3 separate regions of the Mus musculus genome follow, and regions 1 and 2 are each linked to region 3. Evidence: chromatin loops called from intact Hi-C (ENCODE). Cell type or tissue: gastrocnemius. All regions are shown on one strand.

Region 1 (5,000 bases), 170 kb after region 3:
CTATATGCCCTTTTACCACCATAGTGAGAAGTATTCTGTTATTTTATATTCTATAGATGGCCTCGCTGAGACATCACAGACCATATACTATCCTGTGCATGTTTGTGTCTACCTAACAGAAGAAAGTCGTACAGTTAAGGATCATGTCTGAAACCACTTCACACAGCCCTCAGCTCCATTGCTGACTGGAAGATTCAGACCGTGACTACAATTGAAAAGAAACTGTTCATGATGAGGTATGAAGCAAAAGCTAGAAGAACATTTTCAACACCTTGGGTTACCAAAGGCAAGTGCATATGAAAGAAAGGGAGAGAAGCCCCGAGGACAGTTATCTGATTATAATTAGGCACTGAGGAAATTAAGTTTTGAAGGTGATCATATTTTTTCACAAAGAAGCTTATATTATGACTTCAAAGTAAATCAAGAGTACCAGAAGGAGGAAGTGACCATAGTCTATTCACAGTCATACAAAGCTCAGACCTCAAGTCTGGGCCCAAAAGCTACATTTGTAGTATTGTCAGACACATCCTTGAAAAGAAACTTCTCCAAAACAACAATAACAACAAACCGAACCAAACAAAAACAAAAACAAAAACAAAACCCCAAATCCACAAAACCCAAAAAACACAACTTCACAATTTTAAAACTACAGGTATGTTATCAAATGCTGTTACATAGGATGCAATATATGAATTCTTTTTGTTTTCAGGGTAAAGGCTAAATAGGTCAAATTTTATTAAGCTTCTTCAGAGTAGAATGCTCACTAACACCATATAAATAGTTAAGCCATATTGAAAAATCTTGTAAAGGGTAGATTCAGTCCACAGCACTAGTACCATGCCTGTGACATCAGATTTCTGGGACGTTTGGGGGCTGCCTCAGCCCACTCCTGGAATACAGTCTGTAACTATGAGAAGAGATGTACCACAGAGGAGGGGTCTACTCCCGACAGTGACAGAAGCCAGTGGCTGAAAGAGAAGTTCAAGCTGGCCTGGACCTTCCCAATCTGTCCTACTTAACTGATGGGTCACATAATGCCACCCAGAACGATGCTGTCCTGTTCTATGGTTAGCAAGCACAACCTTCGAGGAGAGACAGAAAATATTGTAGTACACATTTGGAGAATCCAGGCCTAGACATCTGCGGTCATCTAGCCAGACTGCTCCTCTCAGTTCCTGGGAAGCAGCCGTGTTACTTTAGTGATATCACCTCTGTGGATTTTCTCTGCTCATGATGTACCTGACCTGGACTTAAAGTGTCCCACCTGTATTTGAGCTAGGGTCTTACTATGTAACCATGGCTTGCCTGGAACTTTGTAGACCAGGCTGAGTTTGAACTAGACAGATCTGCATGTCTCTCCCTCACACATGCTGAACTAAAGGCATGGAGCACCTTTGCCCTGCTCTTGAAGTCCATTCTTGTATTATCCAGGGCTTTAGGGTACAGACTGACTTCCTTCTGTCACCTCCTTTTTTCTGACCCCTTCTTGACTCCACGTTGTTATGACTCCCTCTTCTCTCACCAAACCCCTGTCCACACAGGCCCTCTGAAGCCTAGGCTCCTAGTTTCTGTCAGCAAAACTCCTTTCTGACATGACCAATGTCCTGCTTCAACACTCATCTGAAGACCTTGACAATCAGTGACTGTGGTGCTTTCAAGGGCCTAGTTGGGGCCCTTCCCTTGGGGATTAAGTCTTTCACTTGGACCTTAGATGCCTAGTGCTCTCCTCCCAACTGCCTGCCCAGCCCTGTCCCACCCCTCTCAAGCCTGAGACACACACACTCTGGCTAGTGTACTCACAGCTTTTATTGCTAGCTTGAGCACCACCTGGAGAGTCCAGTTCCCAGGTATTCTGGTGGGATAGGCAGAAGTTTGTTGCATCCTGGTCCCCTCAGACACTCACACCAGACAGCCACAGGAGGCTCTGTAGAGCTCAAAAGGAGCCTTTAGGGGCCTGGCATCTCTCCTTCACTCTAGTGTTGCTAAGGCTTGTCATGCCAATGTCGGGGTGAGGACTCAGTCTGGCAGGACTCCCTAGAAGAGCCAGTATCCTCTCCATCTTCCAGTTGTGCAGCTTGGTCATATCTAGACGTCTCCAGGCCCCTGTATACTTGGTCTCTGATGTCCTCAAGGTATCTTCTCCTCACTTGCTGCTCACCTGGCTTGGGGACCTAATTTCCTTCTCTCTTGGATACCCTGTGAAACAATTTGCTTCATGCTTTCATAACTTAAAATAAAACAAGACAGAAAAAATAAAACCCCAATAAACACTAAGAGTAAAGCCATTCCTGAGATTGTGATTTAGAACTGCCCTTTAAGAGCTTCCCTTGGTGAGTCTGGCACAGGCTGACATAGTGCCTTCTATAAAATGTGGGAATCCCGACTGTTGAAAGACCGAGTGGTAGCTTGAATAGGAATGGCCCCACAGACTCGTATACCTGAATGCTTGAACCCCAGTTGGTGCAACTGTTTGGGAAGGATTAGGAGGTGTGACCTTGTTGAAGGAGGTGTGTCACTGAGGGTGGCTTTGAGGTTTAAAAACCTCATGCCCTTCTAGTTGGCTCTCTCTTTCTCATGGTTACAGTCTCAGTATGTGAGCTCTCAGCTACTGCTCCAGCACTATGCTTGCCTGCCTCCTGCTGTGCTCCCACAGGATGGTCATGGAATAATCCTCTGAAGCTCTAACAAAAGCCCCCAGTACTCTTTCTCTTCTGGTCCCAGGCGCTGCGGGAGCCGCGGGTTACCGTGAAGACGTGGCCAAGTCCAAGAACCACATTACACACAACCAGTCCCACAAATGGCACAGAAATGGCATCAAAACACGCTAGTCACAAAGATACGAATCCCTTAAGGGGGTTGACCCCAAGTTCCTGAGGAACATGCGCTTTGCCAAGAAGCACTACAGGAAAGGCCTGAAGAAGATGCAGGCCAACAATGCAAAGGCAGCGAGTGCACGCATGCGCAGAGGCCATCAAGGCCCTGGTGAAGCCTCAGTCTATCAGGCCCAAGATGCCAAAGGGCCCCAGCTGTAAACTCAGCCGCCTGGCTTTCATCGCTCACCCCAAGCTTGGGAAGCAGATTCGAAGCTACATGGCCAAGGGTCAGAGGCTTTGCCAACCAAAGCCCGAGGTTCAAACCAAGGCAGGGGCCACACAGCTCCAGCTAAGGCCCAGGCTTCAGCTCCAGCTCAGGCTCCCAAAGGAGCCCAGGCCCCTGTGAAGGCCCCATGGGAAAGGCTTCTATCTGCCAGTGTGAAGACAGATGGACTGCTGGGACACACCTACCCACACACTATTTGCAGATGACCAGTGTCCTATGCTATTTTTACAATAGACTCGAGGGAAGATCTGTTAAAAAAAGCCCCCAATAAACCTTTATTTTATAAATTCTTTTGGTCATGGTGTCTCCTCACAGCAACAGAAAAGTAATTAGGATAGAACCTGTCTGAAAACTCATAGCTTAGGTTTGCAGGCCTCTCCTCTGACCTGTTTTTCTTTAGCATTTGTAATTGTTTTTCATATTTTATTTATTGACTGATTTGTGACACTGTGTCACACTGTGTATGTGTGTGTGTGTGTGTGTGTGTAGGTCAGAGGACAACTTCTGGCAGTTTGTTCTTTCCTGCAATATGGGTCCCAGGAATTGAACTTAGATCATTAAGCTTAATAGCAGGTACCTTTACCCCCTGAGCCATCTTGCTGGCCTCTTGTTTATGTACTGAAAAGCTCCTTTGCTCAACAACGTTTCTTGTCTTTCTATTTTTCTGCTTCTTGTAGAGTTTTTGGTCTCTTGGACTTTGCTCTTTCTTTGAAAATTATTCCCTAAGGTTCTGACTTATGAAAAATAACTAATGATCTGTTGGCTCCACAGATAAGAACAAGTTACCAAATATCACTATCAAATAATACAGGATTCTATGCTACTTGTCTTGGAGAATAACAACCATACTGTTATCACAAGAGAATGATTTCATGTTAGACATTTACTCTTGGTCAGAACTCACTACAGTTGGCTGACTGTATTCAAAGCCTTGATTCCAACCTCTAGTGTGTAGACTTTGTCCTGAAGATAAAAGGTTACAACAACTTCTAGCCCTGTAGTACTTTAGATAAAGACATGTTCTAGAAATACAGTTTTGGAGACAGCTTGCCAAGAAGGTAGGAGCCATCAGAATGAGCATGTATTTAAAGTCACTATCAAGGTCCCTGTTCAGAATGAAAAGTAAACTTTCCAGTAACCCTTCCCCTTCAGAAACTCCTCTTATTCAGTAAACTAAACAACTATAGGTCTTAGGGCTGCAGAGGGGGCTCACTGGCTCTCTTCTAGAGGACTTGAGTTCCCAAGTCACCCACATGGTAGCTCACAGCCAGCTAATAATTGTCTATAATTCTACTTCTTGAGGCATACATATGGTATACAGACATACTACAGGCAATACACCCATATACATTTTTAAAAAATCTCATAAATAAGTAAATAATATGTTGGACTTGCTTGAGGATTCTTTTTATGGGGTTCAAGAGTGGGGAATTAGCTATTAGGGGGATCAATCTGGGTGGTTTTTACTCTGACAGACAAGTCATACATTTATTTTTCCTACTATTCCTATCCCTTCCAATAATACATTGGACTTTAATCATCTGTATGCCCAATTATGCATAGGCAGAAGTTGGTAAATAGTGGAATCTCTTTAAAAGCTTACTACAGAGCAGTTTTGTCTCACTGGATATACACCCACAATTAGCTCAGGTTAGACCCTATTCTTCCTACTCTGATCCTTTGAAGATAACATGGGCTAGAAACCATCTAAATTTAATTTACTAGGGGTGGAAGAAACTAATGTTATTGTCCAGATACGGGAGTATGGCAGCCTGATTCAAGAGGCGGTTCGAGGGCATTCTGGGGTGGCTCTATGAGTTGTTTGGAGAGGGGTGCATGAGCATAGTACGTGCAGGTGAAGAAACTAGGCTGCTACGGGCTTTACAAGAAGGTGGGTGTGC
Region 2 (5,000 bases), 140 kb after region 3:
ACAGAGTAGAAGGAGAAAACTGACTCTTGCAAGTTCTCCTCTGACTTGTATACAAATATGATGGTATATACACACACACAAACCCCAAATAAAATTAATTTTATTAAAAAAACTTCTGCTCCAGTGTGAAGACACAGCATCTAGTCCAGCCATGAGGCAGCGGAAAGGGTAGGATCACTTGACCCCAGGAGCCTACCTAGGACCCTTTTAGGAACCAACATCACAGCAGCTGTCAGAGAAGCAGCAGCATCAACAACATGAAGCACACGTGCGGTAACACACACAGGAGATGACTTCTCTAATGCATCAAAAAGAATCAGATTAAATAGTTCAGAAGAGTAAGGTTGACTGCTATAGGTAATTAAAATATATAAAATGCATGCCTTATGGTTCACTAAGCAAAACTAATTATTTTAATGGGAAAGCCAGCAAGATATATTAGAAAACCAGGTGTCAGATGTAGGAAGGTTTTAATTTTTATTTTTTCTTTCTGAGTGATTCCTAGTATAAAGTACTTACACTACAGATCATCATAATTACTAGATATCTGAAAATCCCTTAAAGATTTGAGTGAATTCCCACACTGGATCTTACTTGTGTTAGCTGCTTTGAACCCATGTCTAGATTCCAGGACATGCCCCTGGGAAAACCCACCTGTGTGGGTTCTGTCCTCTAGCCATCTGGTGGCTTTTTCCCTGCCACTACTGCTACAATGCCCAATACACATGATGAGGCCAGAGTCACCCAAAACCAAAACAAGCCCAACTTAGCTTATTTTTGGAAGTGTCACTTTTAAGGGGCAAAGAACAATACAAACATCTAGGCATGGTTGTGTGGTGGGTGGCACCACTACTTGGGAAGCAGAGGCAATAAATAGTTAAAGATTATCTGTAGACACACAGGTGAGCCAAGGCCATCCTGGGCTATATCAAATCTTATTTACAAACAAATAAACAAACAAACAAACAAACAAACAAACCCAAAAGATCAGTATGGAAAATGCTGCTAAGAATTAAGTTTTACAGAAATAACATGAATTCTAGCTTCTTGTTTTAAAAGCTCCTTCCTTTCTTAAAATACCAAAGTGGGGCTGATGAAATGGCGCACTGTGAACCTGTCATACCAGTGTGATGGTCGGAATTAGAATCCTAGAACCCATCCTTGTAAATGCTAAATGGGCTCGGTGACCTGCCTATCATCCCAGCATTTGGGAAGGAAAAACCGGGATCCTTGGACCAAGGCAGACTAACCATATAAGGAGCTCTGGGTTCAACTCACAGACCACGCCTCAGTGAATAAGATAGAAAGCGATGGAGGAGGACTCCTGAGGTCAACTTCCAGCCTCCACAGGCATGCTCAGGTATTTGCCTGCACAGCCCCTCATACATGTTCCCCACGTTCCAAACATGCTTATATGCATGCACACAGGAAAAATAATTATTAAAATGAACTGGCTAAAATATTCACAATTAAGGACAGAATTTAGAAATGCTAGAGAAATACTTTCCCTTGAGAAACTTAAGCAGACTGTACTTTTGTCCTCAATATCTAAGACTCTGGAGGGAAACTAACCTTAGTGTACAGAGAGATGCTCTCATAATACCAGGGTAAATGACAATCTAAGAATCGAATTACCCTTTCAGGAGGCTAACAGTACTGCTGAAAAGACACTTTTTTCCCTTAGACAGCAGCAATATTGTGGTGTAAAATGATCTATCAAGAAGCAAAATAGCTAATACAATGTGATAATAAATAATTCAGCAAAAAGGCTGGAGCCCATAGCAGGACACACGTTCCCACTAACGGCCCCCATGCACCCTCATGTGAGCAGGGCACACTGTTCCCACTAACACCTCCCATGCACCCTCATGCGAGCTGCTCTGAAGGGCAGCAGCAGCTCCCATGGCATCCTCATTTTCCCACCTCCAGCTGCACTGAGATCCACACAGCTTCGCTCGCAACAGAACAAGCAAACACACTGCACACAGAGGCTCTGACTTCAAGTCTGGCTTTCAGGATGATGTCTACAGAGGCAGAGTTGCCTCCTTTAAATTTTAATATAACCGCACACTCCATACAGAGGAGCTTCACTGCCCTCATTTTCCTCATATTCTGTTGAGATTTATCTACTGAAAGTGAACGTGTGCAGCAACATGTTAGACATGCACTTCCTTTTTTAGATGAGGTCTTGCTATGCTATCTAAGCTAACCTTAAACCTGTGATCCTCCTACTTTAGCCTTTGCAGTACCTGGGACGAGCCATGCAACATCACACCTGGCTAAAACTACTTCTCAAAGTACATTTAGTCATTGCTTGAAAAAAAAATGACTTCATAAAACTGCTGCTCCAACTCTAACGCCAGCAGCAAGCTTAATGGCTGCCAATATTTACAATCACTTACTGTGGTGGCTGTACAATACTTTTAAGTGTGCGACATTTATTTTCTTAAATAAACCTTGCTATTTCTTAAATAAAGCTTCCTGTTCTTCCTGTACAACTATAATTGACCTTTTATCACCTTGTTTCTCAACTGAGAGCTCCATATAATTAAAAATAAGATCCACACTTCCTATTCCAAGAGGAAAGACCAAGCAAAGCTACACTAAAATCAATGCAAAAACATCCAACAGCGTAAATCAAATTCTCTGGCTCAGTGTCCAGCATCTGGAACTCACAATCTTCTGGGCTCGGCAGCTCACACACACACACACACACACACTACACACACACACACACACACACACACACACACACACACACACCACACACACACACACACACACACACACACACACACACACAACACACACACACACACACACACACACACACACACACACACACACATAATTGTCTCACAGGCCCACACCAGCTTAGTGGTTACTCCATGGTCCTGCCATCCCTAATATGCTGGGGTCTATAACAGAGACTGCACCTTCACCAATGGCCTCCCAGCCTCTCTTCAGGGACTCTGACCTGCTACATAGTGTCAAGCCTCAGCTTCTCCTCATAGCCCACCCCCCCCCCCCCCACTTTTTCACTTTCATGCCTCTAAAATCAGTACCACATAGGAGACACTTATGACACTAAGGTCAGCTGCCAGTTTGAGATGCAGCCTTAAACCCCTCTGAACCACAGCTTCTATGTGCCCACCCTAAGGAAATATTTCCCAGTTTTCACCTCAGTGATACTGGTCTCTTGTTGATCACAGCTGATTTCTCAGCTCTAGCTAACCAGTATCTATTGTCCCAGTAAATCAAAGGTGTACTTTTCATACATTCTTAATTCAAATCTATCACACAAATGGCCTTCATAACCTTTAGACACTCTCCAACTTCCCTGTGAAGTTTCAGAAGCCAGGCCTCCGTTACCTGCACTCCTCCCAGCATGCTGATCTTCTGAGCTCCTACAACAGCTCTAAAAGAAACACTCAATGGCTTTTCCAACCTAAGGTCCCAAATACTCACAAAACAGTCAAAGGCATAAAAGACCACACGGTCAGGTCCTTCCAGCAACGGCCCACACTCTGGTACCAGTGTCTGTCCTAGTTTACTTTCAGTTGCTGTGAAATGCTAGGCAGTGGTACCCAGCACTCCAGAGGCAGGAGGACCTCTGTGAGTTTGAGGCTAGCCTGGTCTACAGTTCCAGGACACCAGGAAGTGTACAGGAGTACACAATAAAACCCTTTCTTGAAAAACCAAAATAAAACAAAATCAAACCAAACAAAACCAAAAACTACTGACCAAAACCAATCTGGAGATGAAAAGGTTTATTTGCCTCATCCTTCCGTCGACGGCCATCATTTCAGGAAGCCAGGGCAAGGTCAAGTTGGAATCCTGAAGTTGAAAACTGAAGCAGACCATGGAGGAACACTGCTTATTGGCCTGCTCAGCTATACAAGAAGGCCCATGTGCCTAGGGATAACACTGCCCACAGTGCACAGACCATCTACATCAATTAGTCATCAGGACAATTCTTCAGTTGAGGGTCCCCACTGAGTCTAGTTTCTGTCAAGTTGACAACAACTATCCAACTCACACTCTATTTTGCTCACCAAAGCAGTTATTTTACAGACCTGTGGTACCAGACCCAGCTCTATATTATTATTATTATTATTATTATTATTATTATTATTATTATTATTGACAAAGACAATGGATTAACAAGTCTGCCTTTAGGCTGGGGTCTATCTCAGTGGGAAAGCCCTTACACAGCAGGCATGAGACCCTGGGTTTGATCAACAGCAAAGAAGGAAGTAAAGAAGCAAGGACTTTGAGAGGCAAGAGAGGGGAAGAAAATCTGCTCAAAGCGAAAACACAGTTTACATAGACGGAAGTAACATCTATGTCCAGTTTCAATGTCTATGCTCCTTTAACTCCTTCATATGGTTTCTAATGGCTGCTATGAATGGCAGCGACTAACACAGTTGCCGAGGCATCTTATAGAACTCATAGCCTGCCTCTCCTCTTTACTCTGGTACACGTCCAGCACTCCGAAGCTTTTCATTAACCTGCTGAGTTCCTCAAAGTCATTACTTTCAAAGAGTCTCAACCCGGAAGGAAGGATCGGAAAGTACTCAGAGTATTATTTCAGCTTTGGCTAGTACTTCTTTAAAAAAACCATAATCCTGCATTCCACATGCCAAACTCTCCCATCTCTTTTTTTGAAATGGAAGATTGCATCTGGGTGTCTCAGAACCCAAAAGCACAAAGAAGCTAAAAGAAGTATTACTTCAAAAGGATGGACCATCTAGAGACTGCCATATCCAGGGATCCATCCCATAATCAGCCTCCAAACGCTGACACCATTGCATATACTAGCAAGATTTTGCTGAAAGGACCCTGATATAGCTGTCTCTTGTGAGACTATGCTGGGGCCTAGCAAACACAGAAGTGGATGCTCACAGTCAGCTATTGGATGGATCACAGGGCCCCCAATGGAGGAGCTAGAGAAAGTACCCAGGGGCTAAAGGGATCTGCAACCCTATAGGTGGAACAAC
Region 3 (5,000 bases):
AGAAATGTCTAAAGGGGTATTTTAAAGTTCCCTAGCAAAGTTTTCACACAAACTGAAGTCAGCAAATAGCTGGAAACAGATGTCAGCACAGTGGGCGCAGAGGAAGGTGATGCAGGAATGCACTTACGTTTCAAAACAGCGATCCACATTGTCAGACATCAAAAGCAGCATGCATAGCTGCTCCAGGGCTATTAGCTGCATGTCCCTTTCATCTCCCTGTCCCATCTGCAGCCATTCCAGCAACGTATCAGGATCTACATCTGCCATTGTCTTTAAAATGCTCCTTTGCCTAAATTGAAAAAGGGAAACGGGTTTTTCAAACATTTGTTCAGAACTGATCAGCCTGTGTAAAGACTTTTTTCTTGTACATCTGCTTGAACCAAGTTTCTGTAAGGTCCTCAGGTCCTCAAGAGACACACACACACACACACATGCATGTGTATATGTATATACATACAGAGCTATTCTCCAATTTCCATATTGCACTGTGATATGCACACGCACACATACTTGCACACACACAAAATAAGCAAATATATATGCTTTAAAAAAAAAAACTTTCCAGCCGGGCATGGTGGCACACTCCTTTAATCCCAGCGCTAGGGAGGCAGAGGCAGGCAGATTTCTGAGTTCAAGGCCAGCCTGGTCTACAAAGCTGATTTCCAGTACAGCCAGGGCTATACAGAGAAACTCTGTCTTGAAAAAACAAAAACAAAACAACAAAAAAAAACTTTCCAAACTGCAAAGTATTACTTCAAAAAGTATGCTACATATGCAGCAGTCTACTTCCTGGGCTTAATGCAAAAACCCTCAAGGCAAAACAGTTTAACACTGGAATGAATATATGCTGATTAGGTTGCTAGTTAACTAGAAACCAGAGCTGTCTTGGTCAAACACTATGAAACAAGTTTTGGATCCCAGTACTGTTATCACCAATGTCTGTGCCAAAAGGCAAAAAACATGTACAAAAAAGTTCTTTTACCAGTCAACTTCTTCCTGCAACCTCCCCCCAAACTCCACCAAAAATCGGAGCTTCAGATACGGGTCAGATCCAGTAGTTTTAAAGACCACTTTCCAATCCAATTCTTCTTCGGATTGAATTTCCCTTCTCACGAGTTTTGAATTCTCAAACTTACTCCTAAAATATGCCCAAATACAAACAGTAATTAGATATGAAATCTACCTATGCGGAAGTAAATACTGATAAGAACTTCTGGTAATCTAGGCAAATGTTCTTAAAACTTTTTTTTTTTTGGGGGGGGGGCTTGATGCTAAAGTAAATACAACTAACAGGTTACCACCCCCCCCCAGGCAGACGGACAGACAGGCAGACATTCTTTCTCCCATAGGATGGGGCAGTTAGTTTTTATGTAAAAAATTTTTTGAGAAGTAGTCTAGGCAGGCAAGTCATTACAAAAGCTTCTAGATGCCCGACCAAAGGACAGCGTTGCGTCCCACGCAATCCACCTGCCGGTGTGGGAACCTAGAGGCGGGTCGCGGTGGGCACCCATCGGCCGCGCCCGGCGGGGCTGCCCCATCGTCCTCGGCCTGATCAAGGCCGGAGCCGCGACGCTGACAGCCAACCTGGCTAAGTTAGCTACCTGCCTCCGGGCGGAGGGCGAAGTTCTAGAGAAGCAGCAAACCTGCGAGCTCAAGAGGAAGCCGCCGAGCGGCTGGGGTGCGGGTCTCCCGGAACTCGGAGGCCCAGCGGGACGTCCCCGGTCCCCGCCGGGCGGCTGAGCCTTACCAAGGACAAGGAGCGCGTAGCCGGAGCTCCGAAGCCAACAAGCCAAGCCCCGTAAGGCCCGGAGAGGGGAACAAAGGGCCCGATACGCAGAGGCGACGGCGGAAGACCGACCTCACCGCGCTGGGGTCCAGCTCCGCGCCCGCCGCTGGACTCGGCGGCCCGGATCCTCGCGCAGGCCCAGCCTGCCGACAGCGCCTAGCGCCCCCGCCTACCCTGACCGCAGGCTCTTACCCTGGCTCGCCGTACCAAACAGCTCCGGTCCAGCTCCAAGCAGGCCGCGGGCAGAGCCTGGCCCGGCCGCGGCCCTCGAGTTCCTAGGAAACCGCAGGCCGCGCAGGTCGAGCCAGGCAGGCGGCACAGGAAAAGCCGTGTCTCGTCCCTCCCCTTCCTCCGCGGGGACCCGGTGACAAGGAAGCGAGAGGCTCCCCCGAGCGGCGGCAGCCAGCGCGGGTCCCGACCCCAGCACGCGGCTCCTCAGACCCTGCGGTTCAGAGCCAGGTCCGCGCGGGGCCGTCGGCGGCAGCGGGGAGACGCCGCGTCCATCGCCAGCCGGGCGGGGGCAGGAGAAGGGTCGGCCGAGCGCCGGGCGGGGAGGCTGGTGAAGGCCGCGCCGGCGGAGGCGGAGCGAACGCCTCCCGGCCGCCCTGCCCGCGGCCACCTGGGGCGCTGCGGAGGCCGGACCCCGCGGCACGGGGCGACGACGGGGGGCGCCGGGCTCCTTCGGCGGTCGGCTACGGCTCTCCTCAGCCCGGCCTCCCGGCGCCCGAGTCGCCGCGCTGTCAATCCGCGCGCGCCGCCAGCAGCTGCTCCGCGCACGCTCCGCCCGTCTCGCCCGGCGCGAGCCGCTCCGGAGTCCTGCGGAACGGAGGCCACCGTCTCGCAGGCGCTCGGCGTGCCCGGGTCACCCCCTCCTCCGGACTTTTAAAGCCAGCGGTTTACCAGAACGCTTCCCAGCGAGCCTGGGAACTCGGCGAGCGCTGCGCAGCCGGGCGTTATCGCCTCGGCGCAGATGGGACCAGGACGGCTGCGGGAACTCGTGCCTCCTGCCTGCCCACCGTGGAGTCCCGGGAAGCAGCCAGCATCGAGGACTTCCCACACAGTTGCCTTCGGCTCGTGGTCACTTGTACTTCCGTAGTTATTCCCGTCAAACTTTTATTTCATGGGCGTTGAAAAATCAAATACTAGCCGCTGCTAGTGGAGTCCTCACGTAACCGTGACACTAGAGAACTGGAGGCTGGAGTTCAAGGTCATCCTTGGCTACAAAATGAGGTCGAGACTTGTCTGGGCTACAGGGCGGCGACGGTGGTGATGAAGAAGGAGCAGCCAAGGGAGAGAAAAAGAGGAAGAAAAAGACTCCATACTGAACTCATCCTTTGAACAACAACAACAAAATAGCAGTAGATACCTAATTTTAGGAAAGAACTGTATGCAAAGACCGAGGCTAGTAGTTTTCAACCCTGGCGGCACATTAGAGACACCCGGAAAAGTTTTCATTAGAAGAGTTTTAGATCCACAGCAAATTGAACAGAAAGTACAGAGAATAAGTTATGGCTACCCTGTTCTGTATCATGTGTTCCTGGCCAGGTAGGGCTAAGGACAGAGAGTTCCCACTGATCTCTTTGTTTATGGTTTTGCCCTTTCCAAAATATCGTTTCTAGTTGGAATTATTCACTAACACTCTTTAAGGATCCTCTGTGAGTTTTTATAGCTTGGTAGCTCATTTATTTGGTGTTGTGTTGTGTTTTGTTTTGTTTTGTTGTACTGGATTTTTTTATTTGGTTTTGTTTTTTACTTTTTGTTTTTCTTGTTGTTTTGAAGTGGGTATGCTTATGTAACCCTGGCTGGCCTAAAGTCAATATCCTCCTGCCTCAGCTTCCTGAGTATGCTAACAAGAGGGCTTCCTTCCTGAGTATGCTAACAAGTATGCTAACACCTGGCTTGGGAGCCCATTTAATTCTTACTGCTAAATAATAGTAAGTTGTTTAGATGTAACACAATGTGTTTCTTCATATACAGATGCCTGGAATCTACCTTCACAGACTATGAACGGCTCATGCAGAAATTTCCAAAGTTCCCCAACAGGAAAAATACTTTCTAACAATGTAGCTACCACAGGACTGTGGCCAGAACAAATGAAAAACTCTTCAAACCCAAGAATAAGAAAAAACCTTGCCAGGCAGTGGTGGCGCACACCTTTAATCCCAGCACTTGGGAGGCAGAGGCAGGTGGACTTCTGAGTTGAGGCCATCCTGGACTACAGAGTGAGTTCCAGGACAGCCAGAGCTACACAGAGAAACCCTGTCTCAGAAAAGAAAAAAGAAAAGAAAAAAACCTTAATTAGAAATTGTAAAAGACTGGAGACATTTAACCAAGAAGACATCCCAGTGGCTGGCGAGAAAGCATATGAAAGATGCTTAACATTATCTGGCCTTGAGAAATTGAAGATACTCACTGGTGGTCTGTGCGTTTGGTTCCCAGTACCCATATCAGGCAGCTCACATCTGATGCCTCTGGCCTCTACAAGCACCTGCGTTTACATGCATTCACCCACACACAGGCATGCACATGTGCACATAATGTAAAAGTAATTTAAATAAATCTTTGAGGAAAAGAAATTTTAAAATAATACTCTAGAGCTATAGATAACAGCTCAGTTGGTAGGGTACTTACCTACTACACACAAAGCCTGGGTTCTCTGTCCAGGACTGGATAGAACCAGGCCCTAAAACTGGGATTGGTGGGACAGACGGACAGACTTTTAATTTCCATCACAGGCAGAAGAAGCAGTTCAAGAGCTTCCTCAGCTACATAATGAACTTCCTCAGCTACATAATGAACTGGGTTCCAGCCTAGAATACATAGAATGACCGTGTCTGAAGAAGGGAAAAGAGGGCAGAGGGAAGGAAGGGAACACTCGAGACTTCTAAACATCATTAGAAGGGCGAAAAACCAAAGCCCAATAACACCAAACGCTGGAAGGGTGTGATTCAGCCGGAGCGCTCTTGGTACCCGTGGAAAGTAATAGTGCCCCTGTGTAAGATAAAAAAAGGCTCTGGTTTTGTAAAAGCAGGCATGGGCAAAGCCAAGAACCTAGGACCCACATGAAAGCCCACAGGCAGTGACAGGTGCCTGCGGTCCCGGCGCCTCCCGCGGAGAGCTAGGAAACAGAAGAATCACCTGGAATCTTACAGGCCAGCTCTCCAGGGGCGGGGCGTGATGCAGGGCAGAAAGGAGAGAGAGAGAACCAACTCCC

The links. Hi-C counts contacts between places; a loop is a spot of excess contacts. Peaks named below come from ENCODE experiments on the same cell type or tissue, not always from the same donor. Only the 100,000 strongest peaks of a DNase experiment are listed, where the experiment ranks them.
Region 1: it touches region 3 in a loop (2.3-fold over the local background); 17 of 42 quality-filtered maps call a loop at or near these places.
Region 2: it touches region 3 in a loop (1.8-fold over the local background); 3 of 42 quality-filtered maps call a loop at or near these places.

The regions. Positions count from the first base shown.
Region 1 is chr12:51,992,283-51,997,282 of GRCm38, forward strand. It overlaps a transcript of Dtd2 not described here. Among named protein-coding and RNA genes, the nearest start is that of Dtd2, 12 kb to the right of the region's middle. In gastrocnemius, no CTCF peak of the experiment used is centred here; no DNase peak of the experiment used is centred here.
Region 2 is chr12:51,962,359-51,967,358 of GRCm38, forward strand. The region is part of intron 1 of Heatr5a (HEAT repeat containing 5A); the gene reads right to left. Among named protein-coding and RNA genes, the nearest start is that of Heatr5a, 6.5 kb to the right of the region's middle. In gastrocnemius, no CTCF peak of the experiment used is centred here; no DNase peak of the experiment used is centred here.
Region 3 is chr12:51,827,225-51,832,224 of GRCm38, forward strand. It overlaps Hectd1 (HECT domain E3 ubiquitin protein ligase 1), which reads right to left and starts at 2,312. Exons shown (of 43, transcript NM_144788.2): 1 at 1,979-2,312; 2 at 128-289. The coding sequence starts at 267. Gm5785 reads left to right here and starts at 961. Exons shown (of 4, transcript XM_011244243.2): 1 at 961-1,044; 2 at 1,631-2,005; 3 at 2,066-3,331; 4 at 3,764-5,000. The coding sequence starts at 961. The coding sequence ends at 2,917. In gastrocnemius, a CTCF peak has its summit at 2,384; DNase peaks (open chromatin) are centred at 1,734, 2,181, 2,315 and 4,913; H3K4me3 peaks cover 4,456 bases; H3K27ac peaks cover 4,920 bases.